Regions from separate parts of the Mus musculus genome. Here region 2 is linked to region 1. A link is a loop called in an ENCODE intact Hi-C map of the cell type or tissue named here. Cell type or tissue: heart. All regions are shown on one strand. Links, peaks and the distances in the headings refer to the core of each region. The heading gives the core; the rest is flanking DNA. Region 1 holds the start of Zranb3 (zinc finger, RAN-binding domain containing 3). Region 2 holds the start of Rab3gap1 (RAB3 GTPase activating protein subunit 1).

Region 1 (8,335 bases), core at 25-8,024:
TCTAAAAGTCAGAAACACAAACAAATAATTTCATTTAATTTCTTTTAAAAGAAAATTACACCAAGTTATAGATGACATAAATGGAGAAGCCCAAAGAGCTCCCATCCAAAAATGCTAAGTGATCTAGTATTTACAGAATAAGAGGCTCAAAAATGCTTTCCTGAGAAGTGAGTTTACAGGTAAAAATTAAGAAGAGTCACAAGGGCTGGAAAGACAGCTGAGGCGCTAAGAGCACTGAGTGCTCTTTTAGAGAACCCATCTTCAATTCCCAGCAGCCACATGGCAGTTCACAACAGTGTATAACATCAGTTCCAGAAGATCCTATACAGTTTTTCTGACCTGAGGGCACCAGACATACAAGAGGTGCAGAGACATACATGCAGGCAAAACATCCATATACATAATAAGAAATAACTTTTAAAAAGGTATAAACTGCCAAGCATGGTGCACGTGTTTTTAAACCTAGCACTCAGGAGGCAGAGGCAAGTGGATCTCTAAAGTGTGAGGCCCAGTTTGGTCTACAAAGAGAGTTCCAGGACAGCAAGGGCTACACAGAGAAACTGCCATGAAACATCCTCCTTCCACTCCCCGAAAAGGTACAAACCTACCAACTGACAAAGCAAAGAGCAATAGAACTCTAAAGGAAACTGTTTACCTTAATGTATGTGTGAACACTAAGAATGGGTGGGCAGCACAACAGTAAAGAACAAAACCTGGAAATAAAACAAACTGCAGGGAAATTCAGGCAGAGAACTAGCTTTGAGCCATGATTTAGAACTTATTTCACTTGTCCATCACTGACTTATTAAACTGCATTGTGGAGATTATATATATTCATATGTAAGTTAACACCAGATATAAGCAAGTTGTTTTACTTAATTTAGCCAGGCCCTTATATAAGGATCCAAGTTAATTTGATAGAAATTTTATTATGTTATTTGGTGCATGATGCATGTTTGTATTACTAATAAAAGTTTATAGTGAGCTCAAAGGATTAAGTGCCAGGCAATGTAATCTTTTTTTTTTTTTTAACATTTAGTATTATATGGGAAAAAACTAATACATTTCCTTTTCTATCACCTGCCAATTTAGTTACCTAAAACCATAAATAAATTATTCTTCCTATAGGCAAGAATGGGAAATGGAGGGCTGGTTCTGTGGTTTGCAACAAGAGCAATCCGAAATTTTCATTTCCACTTGGAAACACATCCACCTCTATGACATGTGAGTGCTGGACATTTTTACAACAGGTCATGGGAAGGGTTAATTGGGAAGTTTTCTACTTCAAGTAGGAACAGAATATTATAGTTTCATTAGTCTTTAGCATACACAACTCTTACTACACTTCCTTGTTTATAAGAATTGCAGCTTAATAGTAACCCAAATGGTTATAACTGGATATTTAAAACGTCAGTTCAAACAAAAACCTCTTTAATTACTGGGTAAGTCCCTTTAGAGAAGCACCCAAGTACACAGAGCTCAATAACTCAGTGGCATGTGACCATGTAGATGCTGTCAATCTTGGATAGTACCAGCAACACTTCATAACACAACTGTTGGCATGCTAATCGAAACCTGGCTCGGCTGCACCAACTCCAAGGACACCTTTATGTGTGAAAACTATACTTTCAAATATACTTGGGAACAGGGAGGAATATGGTATTTCAAAGAAAAAAAAATACCCAAGGACTGCTAAACAATGGAGTAGGAACTAAAGAGCAAGGATTTAACTCAATGTTGGAATACTTGCTGGCATGTATGAGGTGAAAGGTTCAATCCCTAGCATTGAGGAAAAAAAAATAGCAAAAATAAAACCAACAAACCTCAAGAGCACAAAGCAACAGTCTGGTAAGATAACTTTCTCAGTCTTAACTTTGTATCAGTCACTTGGTTTCTCTGGTAACAGAATGAGTCCAAAAGCAACTGTAAACTAGACCTTGAAACATATTAACAAAGTAAAGCAGGACAACAACCCTAGTTTACTACTAAAACACTAAAACACAAAGCACATTTTTATTATGGGTAATCTATTTGAAATATGTTCCAAACGCAGAAATTTTAAACAAAAGGAAAAAAGATACTGTGTATGACAAAATTCTCTTTGATACCCAATGACCAATTTCATATATTCTGTCTGCTTAAAAAAAAAATGGCTAAAGGCTAGCAAGATGGTTTAGTGCATAAAGGCACTTGGCCTTCAAATCAGACCACCTGAGTTCAATCCCAGAGACCAATAGGATAGAAGAAGAACTGATTTCTCCTAACCTTACCACTGTCCTCCACCCTCCTAAAATGTATCATGGTACTTCTGTGCTGCGCCCCGTACCCCAGTAAATGTAATAAAACAAAAACAAAAAAATTGGCTATGAGATATTGTTTTAAGCCACTGTGTACATTAACACTCAACAGTAGAAGAGATTTTTGAGACTGCAACAATACTCTGCATATGAACAGCAAATTCATTCTCTAAATATGAAAATGAGAAAACAAAGATAAAAACTTAATGTAACAAATATATACATGTGAGACACAATCCTAGTAGCTTTACATAGTCTATTTACAGCTCCATAGATTAAGCATTATCCTCCCCATTATTAACCGAGGTTAGGTTAGATTAGCCTCATAAAATGGTCCCACAAATAGTAAAAGAATGTAGTCCCCTGTATTTTCATCAGACCTTCCATACAAAGAATTCATGAGACCTAAATATATCACTGCATAAATTGCCAACTAATTATCAAGTTTGGGGAACTATGCTAGGGAATGTATGCTATGGGGACTCAATGGAGAAGCTGAGGGAACTAATCTTCAAAAGCTATGTACTACATTAAAAAAATCAGTAACACATAACCAGATTCCTTCTTAATCCAAGTGAATGGATCTATTTTACTTCTGTATCTACTTGCATTATTTTGAGAACATGGCAGATTCCTAAGGTACTTCTGTGACCCAGAAGAAATAGTCTATTAGTCAAAGCATAGGTTGTTTATTCAGAACCAGTGTTCTCTCTAAAACAAATAAATCTTAGAAATGGGGTGGTCTGTAGCCATGCCTATTATAGATTACAGGGTCCACTAAAGTCATATTCTCCTAGGCTGAAAAAGCAGAGTGGAATTTGAAAAGATGGGCACACTATCAAAATCTGATACAATTATAAGACAATCCCCTAAAATATAAAGACATAAAATCTGAAGAGAATGATATTTCTTCAGTTAAATGGGTAGCTACATGAACTCTACTGATTCAAGTATTATAAGGAAGGGGCTTCGAGGTTGATTTCATCTTTTTATGACTCGATGCTCTTGGAATCAATGACATTTAAATTTAAGAGGTTTCTTTAGCTGGGCGATGGGGGGCCACACCTTTGATCCCAGCTCTTGGGAGGCAGAGACAGGTGGATTCTGTGAGCTCAAGGCCAGCCTGGTCTACATTGTGAGTACCAGGACAGCCAGGGCTACACAGAGAGACCCTGTCCAGGGAAAAAATCTAAAATAAAGGGGAGTATGGTATGAGATTCTTTAACGTGACCCAGCCAAACTATAACCTTAGGAGTGGGATATGTGTGTTTGTGTGTATTCATTCATGCTAGAAATTCTATTTTTACCTCTTCAGAAATGCACCTTATTATTTAGTAAGCAGCACTGCTTTGGAAGATACCTCTTCACCTCTAACTAGTTTAGGGGACTTGCTCTCTCAGGACCCAATTCACAGAAGTCACAACAGCCAAACCCAATTTTGTTTCTCCTTAAAAGCAACTTCAGACAACAGTGACAATCTCTGGTACATAACCACAAGAAGAAAAAAAAAAAAACTTCTAATATACAGGGATGGAAAGGGGGGAGGGGGATTTACATCATAACGTCCCCCGTAGGTTCGTCCATCAACGACCAAGGCTCTGACAGTCATTCAACTTTCTTGCTAATTTCCCCACTGTGTTTTTTCTAGCAGTACGGGCAGTACGGGCACGACGTGCTGTTTCCCTTTTGGTGTGTGTGACAATTCCCCGGAGCGGGGGTATCAGCCCCGGGCATCTGGTCCAGGCCCCGGAGAACAGTTCCGCGAACGGTCCCTGCTCCAGCCTGGCCTGACTATGTTGCTTTTCCCCTCCGTCCTCCCCGGATCTCCAGGGCTCGCAAGAGCAGCAGCTGCAGCAGGGACGCTCGGGAACCTGTCCCCAGCTCCCCCGCTAGGCCTCAAGGGGTTGGCGCTGCACATGGCCCCCAGCGAAGCGGCGGGCACCGCGCGGTGGAGGCGACTAGAGGGCTCGCCTCAGAACCCGACGGCCCCTGGCGGGCCGGAGGAGAGGGGAGGGACGCCGTCTCCTCAGCGCTTAGCTCCCCGGCTGCCTCACTCTCCCGCTCCGTTAGCGCTACCGGTTGGCGGGCGGGGGAGGGGAGCGAGCGCGTTATTCCCGGGGCGCCGCGGGGGAGGGGACAGCATCTCTTACCCGCGTTACTGAGAAGGAGCAGGAGGAGGTGGCGGGAGCGCGGCACAGCGGGGCGACGGCGGGGCCGGCTGGTTGCAAGGTAGAGTCTCACGGAAGGGAATTAACCCCATCACCAGCCCGGACACCGGCTCCAGCGGCAGCCGCGGCGGCAGAATCCCGCCCCTTCCCACCACGCACTGGCCCCGCCTCTCCGTCGCGTTGACGGAAAGCAGCCTACCTCATACGCTAGGTCAACATTAAGTGACATACAAATTATCCAATCAGCGTTTGAAAACCACTTTCGCTCCACCCCCATTATCACTGCGGGACAGCGGGAGAACGGGACTAAGTCTATCTCCACCCACAAAAGAAAAAGAACCAATCCCGGGCAAGTTGTCGTCCCTGAACGACGTAAGAGTCAACCAATGATAAAGCTAGGAGGACAGCCATTTTGCCCACTTGTGAAAGAGCCACCTTTCCCACGAGTAGAATCCTGAGGTGGGCGAGTTCCGGGCGATTTTAATCACTGGAGATGTGGTAGACAACTCTCTTTCTTCAGGGAATGATTATAGAGCTTTTTAAGGATGAAAGGACAATTTTGTCGTTCATGTGGGAAGATGAGAGGAAGGCTTTAAGGATGTGGCTCCGCCCCTTAGCGGTAACGGGTTCCAGGCTGAACACCTGGTTCCTCCAGTCTTAGTGGTGGAGGCAGGGCTTCTGAGCACTTTGGCTCCTGCGACTACAGTTCCCAAGATGCTTTGAGACCCTGTTTTCCTCATTTTGCTTCCGGTAGTGTTTCATGGGAATTGTAGTTCTTGAGAGGTTACGGTGTAACCTCCTTGTCTAGATGAGTAAGAGGAAATTTTTGAATAATTTGGAGTTGAGAATGAAGTCGCAAGGTTCTAGTCAGGTCTTTTCGCATCGCTAAAGGAAGGAGAATATAACAGGGTTGGGAATTTTCTCAACACATTACAATGTTTTAGAGTGCTGGTATTTGAACTCTTCCAAGTCTAGGTCATCCGTTTAACGTCACTTCCGCTTAGTTGAAGACGCTTGCAAAAAGTTTGGCGGGAGTTGAAGATTATGAAGCTAGTGCTGCATTTTGGCGGACTGTATAGGGCAAGAGATGGGAAATTGACTGCACTTTAATTGCGCTATAAGAAAATAGTGGGTAACAGTCGGGCGTGGTGGCTGATGCCTGTAACAGCTGGAAGCTGAAAGGTCGCCGCGAGTTCATAGCCTGGGCTACAGAGTGAGTTTTAAAACAGCTGGGACTACAGAATTCACCTTGTCTAAAATAACCCCCCCCCCCGCACTGCCCCCTCCCCCTAAAAAAACCCATCCAGAAATATGAAATGGCATGGGTGTAATTCTCGAGCCTGTAATGTAATTTTCTACTTTGCTACTTAGTCTTGCAGAGCCAGTGTTTATCAGATCTGTTCACTCTTGAGTTTGTAGAGGATGCTTTAATTTGCCTTTAGCTACTGTCTGTGAAGCAGCATAGGTTCATGTCCTGGAAGGTATTGGAAATTCTGAACTAATTCCTCCCATTTATACAAATAGTCCCCAGAAGTCAGAAGTTGCCTTTGAACAGGATCTTAAAAAAAAAAAAGTCTCCTCCATCATTTTTATGGAGACTTTGTCTTACTACTTTTCTCATAAATATTTATTGAGCACTTACACTAGTGGTAAATATACTAGGCTTAAAGGATTGAAGAGTGCACAGAAAGGTAAGTTTTGTTTAAAACGAGTTAGAAAGATTAAGCAAAATTTATGTTACTTGGTCTTTTTAATATCTCCAAATTTAGCATCTTCATAGTTATGTTTTGTGTGTTGATTTGGTTTCCTCTTTGCTTTCTACTTTTAGATTTAAAAACCATTCCTTTCTATTTTCATTATTTTTATTGAAGTATTAAGTCTGTGTCCAGAACTGTTAAGAGGTGTTTTATATACTATGTGGATGAGAGTCCTAACTAGTGCAATCCCAGAGACAGAAATATATCTGCAACTTCCAAGCAGACAAAACACTCTTACTTTTTTAAAGAAAATAAATGTTTTTGCTTTTCAATATAATACTTTCACGTGTGTGTGTGCAAGTGTGTGTGTGTGCTATATGAATATTAAACAGAAGGCATCATCCCCATCTAGGAGTTAGAGTTTCAAGTGATAACTTAGCATTGTCCATAAATGCTTAGTTGGGATTTTTTTCATAAGTCCTTCCAGAGTAGAAGTCAATATGTAGTAATAATGACAATCATATTACTGAATATTTAATCTGAGCCCCAAAAGGGCTAAGGGTGTTTAGTATGTCTTTTATTTTTTTGAGTGCTGGAGACAAACCGAGAGCCTTGCATTTGCTGGATAATGTGCTTTGTCACTGTGTTCCAGCCTCACTTTCAACTCTAAACCATTGCTTCTCAAATGTTTAGGAATCTCAAAAAGTTCAGCCTTCCCCTGCCACCGGGATGCTGGGATTAAAGGCTGTCACCACCATGCCTAGCAAAAAGGTGTTACTTTTTGTTCTGTTTTGTTTTTTTCTTAAAGGTTTATTTATTTTATGTGTCTGAGTGCGTGCATGTATGTGCACCATGTACATGCCTATAAGAAGTCATTGGATCTCCTGAAACAGAAGTTCCAAATGGTTGTGAGCCACCTTCTAGGTGCTACAAATCTAACCTGAGTCCTCCGCAAAAGCAGCAAGTGAACCACTGGCCCATTATTCTTGGCCCTCTGCAGAATGACCTGTTAGGTTTTTTTACAGTCCAGTCTTTATCCCCATCCTGTTCCGCCCCCTGACTGTTCCTCATCCTATAGTTCCCTCCACCCCCAATCTCCAAGAGGATGCCCCCACCCCACCAGACCTCCCTACTCCCTGGGGCCTCCAGTCTCTTGAGGGTTAGATGCATCTTCTCTCACTTAGTCCAGACCCTGCAGTCCTCTGCTGTGGATGTGTTGGGAATCCTCATATCAGCTGGTGCATGCTGCCTGGTTGGTGGCCCATTGTCTGAGAGATCTCGGGAGTCCAGGTTACTTGAGACTGCTGTTCCTCCAACAGGGTTGCCCTCCTCCTCAGCTCCTTCCAGCTTTTCCCTAATTCAACCACAGGGTCAGCAGCCTCTGTTCATTGGTTGGGTGGAAGTATCTGCATCTGACTCAGCTGCTTGTTGGGTCTTCGGAGGGCAGTCATGATCTGTCCCTTTTTGTGAGAACTCCATAGCCTCAGTAATGTGTCAGGTCTTGGGGCCTCCCCTTGAGCTGGATCCCACTTTAGGCCTGTAGCTGGACCTCTTTTTCCTCAGGCTGTTCTCCATTTTAGTCCAGGCAGTTTTTTCCAGATAGGAACAATTATGGGTCAGAGTATTTGACTGTGGGATGGCAACCCCATGCTTCCACTGGAGGTGGATTCTACAAGTTCCTCTCCCCACTGTAGGGCATTTCATCCAAGGTCCCTCCCTTTGAGTCCTGAGAGAGTCTCACCTCCTGGATCTCTGGTACATTCTAGAGGGTCCCCCTACCTCCAACTCCCAAGATTGCCTGTTTTGATTCTTTCTGCTGGCCCTCAGTCCTGTTCCTCCCCCACCTCCCAATTGTTCCCCTTTACAGAATGACCTGTAGTTGTGTGGATTGTATCCTGGGTACAGAGTGACCTGTTAGGATGGCATGCTACTGCTTTATTTAAAGCACAGTGGGTTAATTATGACAATATTACTGTCATTGTTTATGATGCCTGTATTCCATGATGTAGCTCAAATATAACCTATTTCTTGCTAATGGTTATTTACAGTTGCCAATCAGTAATATTTTTTTGTTACTGTAATGAAAGTATATAACAAAATCTACCATTTTAAGCATTAAGTGTGGACTTTACAGTGCATTAACCTTTTATACCTTGGTGTACAATACAGCTGT
Region 2 (8,335 bases), core at 230-8,229, 230 kb after region 1:
CTATTCAATTTCTTTAAAAGACATTTCCTTACACCCTAACGTTTCAATTAGAAAATGCTCAAGAAGTTTAATATGTGAGCCTAACTTAGGGATATAGAATAAAAGTAGAAACAATGTTGTCTAGTTCAAGAATTCTTAAATTTTGATTCATTTAAATCTATCCACCCAATAAAAGCACTCTTTCTACAAAACATAAACTAAGAACAATTCCTCCTTTAATATGATAGAATAAATTTAGAAGAGAAGCAAAAACTGAGAGATTAACTTAATCCTAATTAAGGATAGTTATACAACTGATCACTTTCCCTGCCCAGCACCAGCAGAGTGGCTCATACCCAACTGTAACTCTAGTTCTAGAGATCCAGTGCCTTCTGGCCTGATGGTATGAGACGCATGTGATGCACACAGGCATTCAAGCAAAAGCACTTTACACAGATAAAAAGAATCTTTAAAACTTGACTAGCAACTTGCTGAACATCAGCAAATGAAAACTGTCAATCTGCTTATATTAGAAAAATGTGATCCAATCTAGCAGCTGCAATTGCTACCTAAAACATCTAGAAAGTGCTTCTAGAGTAACTAAAACATCTAGAAAGTGCTTCTAGAGTAACTAAAATCAACTTGTAATCAAAGGCATCAGATTTTTTTCTTCATTGGCATTATGAGTTATGCATTTCTTTTAAAACAGTAATGACATCAAATAATAAATCAGCTTATAATTTAACTGAACCTTCTCATTAACTCCTTAAAATGTCCATTCAGTAGACCGTCCAATGTATACCCACTGAAAATGGTTCTGAAGAACAGTTGAGGAAATAAGAAAAAGTTCCGTGTGTTAAGTGAAAAAAGAAAGCTGCAGAAACAAGCATTGATATAGTTTGATCTAAAAAAAGTTACACACACACAATTAAAAGAAAATATGTCAAAATTTAATAGCTATCTTTGTAGAAGGTTTAAATGTAATTTTTAACAAGGTATTATTGCTATAATAAAAATAATCTTAAAAATAATTTTCAGAGTAAAAAACAAAAACATTTACTTATGTTTGTATGTTAGTGCTCTATTAGACTGTATACCTGCATGATAGAAGAAGGTATCAGATCCTGTTACAGATGGTTGTGAACACTATGTGGGTGCTAGGAATTGAACTCAGGACCTCTGGGAAAGCAGCCAGTGTTCTTACAAACTGAGCCATCTCTCCAGCCCCAAAGAAACATTTTAAAATACTTATGAATTTTAGCACTGGCTAGGAGACAATTATATGATACAAATATTGAGATTTGGCTAGAAAAGTGTAGTAACTTTTTCTTTAACAGTTCTCCATAGCTTAGCTGCTGAGTCACTTACTATACTCAGTTCTTTTGTACATGCTTTTGGAAAAACAGGGTTCTTTCCATTTCACCTTTGTAGCTTTCATGTCAACTTGTAATTACAGACTAGTTACATTATCTGACTCATGTCTATTTCTTCTGCTAGACTATACTTTCAATAAGAGCAGGACCCTTAGCTAGGGGATGGGGAGGGTATATGTGTAGTGGTACATACCTTTAATCCCAGCACTCACAGAAGGCAGAGGCAGGTGGAGCTGAGTTTGAGCTCAGCCTGATTTACAGGACAGCCAGGGCTACACAGAGAAACTCTGCCTCAAAAAAAAAAAAAAATCAGAGAGAGAGAGCAAGAGAGAGAGAGAGTCTGCCTTATTTTTCCTTTTTCCTATAGGACTAGGGATTGAACACAGGTCAATGAGCATACTAAGCCTCATCTGTTTTTACTAGCTACTAAATCCCTAATGTTTTACACTGTGTCTTACACATGCTCATTCAAAATTAAGTCTCTACTTAGTAGTCTCAATAAATTATCTGTATGGTACATAACATACTTGTTAGGTTTCAAGAAAGTCCTTTTGCCAGTCTGACATTTAGACAAAAGCCAACATTTTCGAGGGACTTAAAATTGTTCCTACTTGCTACAAGGAACATATTGCTTATGTTCTCCTTATCTCTGGCAACAGGAACATATTGCTCTTCCATTAACCTGTGCTGGTAGTGTCTATTAACATATCAAAGTCTCTGCTAACCTCAAGATTCCCTCAGTCTCTACCACAAGTACCAGTTATAGAACCATCCTGGCTGGCATTCCCTACCCACTACCCTAACCCTCTCCAGCCCCACTCTGAACTTTGCGTCCATTCCCCTAGCCTCCTTTTCCTACACAGCCCAGTCATCTGGCTATGTGCTCTCTCTGCTCTTTCCCTCTGTTCCTACCTCTCATGGCCAGTTCAGTCTGCTGGCCCAGTTTAGTCTGACCTCTTCCAGTTGACACTCCCTGCTTGCTCCCTCATATTTACAATAAACCACCTTCTCAACCATGCCTAGGATCATTAATGTCCCTATTGTCATTCAATTCTGAGAAGAACTTTTCATCCAAATAATAAAAAAAATAAGGCTTAAGAAACTTTAAATTCGCATTTATTTCTTGCATTTGATACTCTGATGAAACCCATCACTTTATGATGAGAATTCTAGACAGGCCTACCCATTCCTAGTTATTGTCATCAACCTTAATCAGGTTAATTTGATGCCAGCACAAAGTACCTTCCTTCACCAACCTGACATACATAGGCTTATCACAATTGGATATAAGCACACAACGGTGTGCTTGGTGCTTGCTAAGGCTTTGGCAGCTTAGTGTATGCCATATGTTAGGCCATCATGGCCTAAGGTAGTCTTCGGCATCTCTTGTGAAGCAGTGCTGGCATCCACTACACTTTTAGCATCAATGCTTCCTCAGCCATGGCAGTGAATTATGGATGAAGCCAAATCTTAAATGTACCTGAGCCCACAGCAGGGAAAGGGCTTATTTTTATTTTTTTAAGATTTATTTATTTATTATATGTAAGTACACTGCAGCTGTCTTCAGACACACCAGAAGAGGGAGTCAGATCTCATTACGGATGGTTGTGAGCCACCATGTGGTTGCTGGGACTTGAACTCAGGACCTTCAGAAGAGCAGTTGGGTGCTCTTACCCGCTGAGCCATCTCACCAGCCCGGGAAAGGGTTTATTTATCTATTGATTTATTTAATGTGCACTGGTGTTTCTCTTGCATGTATGTCTATATGAGGGTGTTAAATAACCTAGAACTGGAGTTTTAGACAGTTGTGAGCTGCCATGTGGGTGCTGAGAATTGAATCTGGGTCTTCTGGAAGAATGTACAGAACTCTTAACCGCTAAGCATCGCCCCAGCACCCCTCAGGAAATTTTAAACTATTTAACCAGGGAAAATGGCCATTTTTCCATTCTAAACACTAATCATTAATGTCTTCTTACCACTCACCCTCCAAGACCATCATTTTCTAACTACCTTCAAAATATCAACTTTACAGTCAATGTGCCCAAAAGAGCACTCTTGATACATATCTTTTCGTTTAGGCATGAACCTGAAGTTTCATAATTGAGCCTTTCCCCTCAGACTTACATTAAGCTCATCTACCTAAATCTAGTTCACTCTATCCAACTAATTACAGTTCCACTTTATGAATCAATGTAAACTGCTTACTTCATTTTACCACAATGTAACAACTTAAACCAAACAATCCTTGCACCATAGGATCAAAAGCTCTTGCCACTTTAAGCAGCAGTGCTTTCTAAATATGGTCTTCTGACCTGCTGGCATCTGTATTACCTGGGACCATGTTAGAAAAGCAAATTTGGGGATTGGACCTAAAACCTAATGGGAAACACTGAGAACCGAGACCAGCAGGTTCTGATGCACAGTCAAGTTGGAGAGTTTTTAGTCAAGTGCACCAACTCTCGACGCCTCTGCCTTGGCTTTGGAAACTGATCTCACTGTATCATTTTTATTTATTTCCCAGTGATAATTCCTCACTTACTTGTCTCGAAATGTCAGTCCCTTCTCATGTTTAACCAAACCCTGAACCATTTTCCCTTTCCTTTCTTAAGGCAGTACCTCTTAGATTGCTCAGGCTGGTCTTAATTCCTTAGCTCAAGTGATCCGCCTCAGCCTTGCCAGTAGTCACTATTATACACAGGTGCCACGTCACCCAGCTTCCATTTCCCTCCCCAATTTCAAAGCAGGCATTTCCTATCTTTTCCCTACAAAAATGTCTCCAACAATTTTGTAGTCCACGTTTTCCCTACTTAACTAGTTCTTTGTAGTTAGTACCAACTGGCTTACATTTTAACTATTTGTTGGAGTTTTTAAAAGGTATATAGATTTCCCTGATCTTAGGATAGTTCAGGGCACACAGTACTTCCTCATAAAGTCTTGCTAGTGTGTTAAGTCTTACTGACTCGATGAAGTGTGGGGATGGGAACACAAGTCAAACTACTATTTCAAAGATCTTTTATATCTTCCTATGCCACCAACTGATATGAGAGCCACACATTTGTAAAGCCTACAAGCACTGCAACAATAACCTCAATAGCTAGCTATCAAGCCAACAAACTTAGTTTTCAACTCACTCAGGTGATAAAACATGTTCGCCTTAATGCAGTTGTTCATCTGAATTTGACAAGCTCGGGAAGTCTGGGCACAGGACCAAGTTTAAAATGTAACGCTGTGAATCAAAACATTCCAAAGACGTATGTAAACATACTATTTATAAGTATGAAATAGTAGAATTTTAATTTTTTAATTTCTCGAAGACAGGATAACGATGGTAAGAGGATGACAGATGAACAGTCATCGGTACGCTAAAAGTCTCTTCCAATAAACACAGGAAGAAAACACAGCAGCTGCTTAGCTGACGGCTTTGATGACAACTGAGGCAAATTGACATGAAAGCATAAGACCCGGGGACGACCTCGGAAATGGTTTTCTGTGCCAGGGAAGTGATCTGGAAGTCAACACAACTTGTTTTAAAGGCGGAGTCTGAAGGTTGGTCTGACCTGTCTGTATGATTGATGCGGAAAAAGCCAAAGTTGCCGTGGCGCGGAAGAAGAGACGAAGCGTGGGCGTCTCCCTCCGAACCAGCGTCACCTGTGTGATGCCGCCCGGGGCCAGACAGGACCAAACACACTACTCACCTCTCCCACTCCGAGGCTGTGGTGAAGTCTGTGATCTCAAACACTTCGGACTCGGGCTGCGGGGACAGAGAAGAGCACAGACAGTAAGCTGCGGGCCACTGACGTCGGCGGCAGAACTCTGTGACAGAGGCACCCAGGGCGCAGAACTCACCTCACTGTCCGCCGCCATCTTGCGGAGCGGAGCGTCAGGCCCCGCGCGAAGGCTGTCGGGAAGAAGGGAGCTAGGAGGAGGGCACTGAGTGGCCGTGGGCGGGGCCTCGGTGGGTGGTGGGTGGGGCCCCGAAGCGGGCCCGCCTACAAAGGGCCTGCTGGAAGGTGGGAAGACCTTTTTCCTCCAGACAGAAAGATCTTAGTGTGGCATACGCTCTTCTTCAAGGTGGTTTAGTAATATTTTTTTTAAAATTCTGTTGGGGCTAGAGGGATAACTGTGCAGTTAAGACTACCCGCTGCGCTTTCACAAGACCTATGTTCGATTTCCAGCACCTGCATAGCAGTTCACAACCATTTGTGATTTCAGTCCAAAGGGATCCTGTACCTGCTTCTGGCCTCGACTGACACCAGGCATGCACGTGCTGCACAAACAGATTTACATGCTGACGAAACACTCATGCACATGAAATAAAATTAACAAGTATTGTTTAAAGAATTAAAAGTAAAAATAATAAGAGTATTTTGTAGACTCAAGAAGAGCTGATGAGCCGAGCGTGGTGGCACACACCTTTAATCCCAGCACTCGGGAGGCAGAGGCAGGCAGATTTCTGAGTTCGAGGCCAGCCTGGTCTACAAAGTGAGTTCCAGGACAGCCAGGGCTACACAGAAAAACCCTGTCTCGGAAGAAAAAAAACAACCAAACAAACAAAAAACAACAACAACAAAAAACAAAAACAAACTGATGAACATTTTGAAATTGTTACATGACATTCACATCCACAGATGTATTGGGCTACATTCATAAATATCTTGGGGCATATGTAGTCCTATATGGCAAAGACCCTAGATATGCATGGTCACAATTGTATTTAAAAACCTCTTTGAGTTTTCATTCAAATGGGTTTTTTTTTAGATTTATTTATTCATTTTATGTATATGATTACACTAGAATGTGTATGAGTATATTTATTTTATGTATATGAGTATACCAGAAAAGGGCATCAGATCCCATTACAGATGGTTGTGAGCCACCTTGTGATTGCTGGCATTTGAACTCAGAACCTTTGGAAGAGCACTCTTAACCACTGAGCCATCTCTCAAGCCCTTGGTTTTGTTCTTGAGATAGGGTTCATAAGCCAGCCTCACACGCCTTGTGGTGAGAAGAGCGAACTGGAATTCTGATCCTCTTGCCTCCTTTTGAGTATCCTGACTGCAGTCATGTAGCACCGTCTTGGATTGTATGGTGTGGTGGTAAAGACAGAAGCGAGGACCATGCATGCTAGGCAAAAGCTCTACCAACAGAACTACATCCTCAGCTCTTGTTCAAACTTTACAACTCATAAACACTGACCAAGATCCTTAAACCCACTGTCTCCTTTCCTAACCCCAGGAAAAGAAAATCTATACAACTAAACTTATTGTTTTAAAAAGCAGCCAGGCATGGAAGTGCATGCCTTTAATCCCAGCACTCAGGAGACAGAGGCAGGCAGATCTCTGTTAATTCAAGGCAAGCCTGGCCTACAAAGTGAGACCAGGACAGCCAGGGCTCTGTTACACAGAGAAACTCTTGTCTTGAAAAACAAAACAAAAAATAAACAAAACCAAACAACATCATACAAGTTACATATACTCTGAGAAGAACATACTATTTGATGAGTGCTTTACTTTTTAAACCACTGAAGGACAGGAGTGCTAACTAGCAGTTGGAATTCTGTTGGGGACTGTAGAGATGGCTCAGCAGTTAAGAGTACTGACTGTTGTTACAGAGGACCCCAACTCTGTCCCCAGCATCCACGTGGCTACATACAACGCTCCATACTTCTAGTTCTAGGGGACTCAGCACCCTCTTCTGACTTCTATAGTAAACAGAAATGCACACAGTGCACAAATACACATGCAGACAAAATAATTATATACATAAAAATTTAAATTAAATAATTTTTTGAGACAGACTCTTTATTATGTAGCTCTGGCTTTTGTGGGACTCACTGCGTAGACAAGGTTGGCCTCAAACTCACAGAAACCCACCTGCTTCTGCCTCTAGAGTGCTGGGATTAAAAGCATGTGCCACTATGTTTGGAACTTAAGCAGGTCAGGAAGCAGGAGCTGATGCAGAGGCCATGGAGTGATGTTACTTACTGGCTTGCTTGAGTTCCAGTCCTGACTTCCTTTGGTGATGAACAGCAAAGTGGAAGTGTAAGCTGAATAAGCCCTTTCCTCCCCAACATGCTTCTTGGGTATAATGCCTTGTGCAGGAATAGAGACCCTAACTAAGACAAATTGGTACCAGCATAGTGGGATATTCTTGTGACAACCTGACCATGGTTTTGAAGGCATGAGGGGGTCATGAAGAGCAGCTGGGGTTCGGCACTGTAAGAAGCCATGGAAGGCCATTAGTGAAGTTGCAGCCTCGGTTCCAATTGATGGCCCAGGACTAAAGGAGTCATGCAAAGGAGTTGAGGTTTGGTGCCATGAAGAGAGCCCATGAGAGGCTATTGGTGAAGTTTAGTTGCAGCAGAAGACAGCAGTGTTTTGGAGATGCCAGTACCATGAGATGACCACCAAGATCAGCAGCAGCAGTGGAGTACTGGCAGCTAGAGCCTAGAAGACAAAGTGTGTGCTACAAAGGGCAGAGCTGGAGAAGTGACCCAAGCCCCTGGAGAAGCCCAGAAGATCGTGAGTGGATCCCAGACATTGGACAGTTGGAGTTTGATTTTGCTTTTGACTGTGACTGTGCCATGATATTTTTCCCCTTGAAGTAAGAAAGTATTTTAGTGGATCCCACAGTTAAGAGAATTTTAAATGTAAAAACACTTTTGATTTTAAAAGAGATTGGATATTTTAAAGGGATTGAAATTTTAACATGTAAGAATTTTCAAAGACTGTGGTACTTTTAAAGTTATTTAGATCTTGGGAATGAATAAGAAAATAAGGATTGGGGACTGGTGAGATGGCTCAGCAGGTAAGAGCACTGACTGTTCTTCCAAAGGTCCTCAGTTCAAATCCTAACAACCACATGGTGGCTCACAACAATCCATAATGAGATCTGAAGCCCTCTTCTGGTGTGTCTAAAGGCAGCTACAGTGTACTTACATATAACTAATAAATAAATCTTTGGGACGGAGCGAGCGGGGCCAG

Evidence for each region. A loop is a pair of places that touch in the nucleus more often than their neighbours do. Peaks named below come from ENCODE experiments on the same cell type or tissue, not always from the same donor. Only the 100,000 strongest peaks of a DNase experiment are listed, where the experiment ranks them.
Region 2: it touches region 1 in a loop (4-fold over the local background); 2 of 42 quality-filtered maps call a loop at or near these places.

The regions. Positions count from the first base shown.
Region 1 is chr1:128,099,596-128,107,930 of GRCm38, reverse strand. It overlaps Zranb3 (zinc finger, RAN-binding domain containing 3), which reads left to right and starts at 5,460. Exons shown (of 21, transcript NM_027678.3): 1 at 5,460-5,678. It overlaps R3hdm1 (R3H domain containing 1), which reads right to left and starts at 4,625. Exons shown (of 27, transcript NM_181750.2): 1 at 4,448-4,625. It also overlaps the pseudogene Gm29383. In heart, for the core only: a CTCF peak has its summit at 4,214; DNase peaks (open chromatin) are centred at 4,760, 5,110 and 5,520; H3K4me3 peaks cover 3,282 bases; H3K27ac peaks cover 2,632 bases.
Region 2 is chr1:127,865,693-127,874,027 of GRCm38, reverse strand. Rab3gap1 (RAB3 GTPase activating protein subunit 1) reads right to left here and starts at 5,255. Exons shown (of 24, transcript NM_178690.4): 1 at 5,199-5,255; 2 at 5,048-5,103. The coding sequence starts at 5,216. In heart, for the core only: no CTCF peak of the experiment used is centred there; a DNase peak (open chromatin) is centred at 5,217; H3K4me3 peaks cover 1,459 bases; H3K27ac peaks cover 927 bases.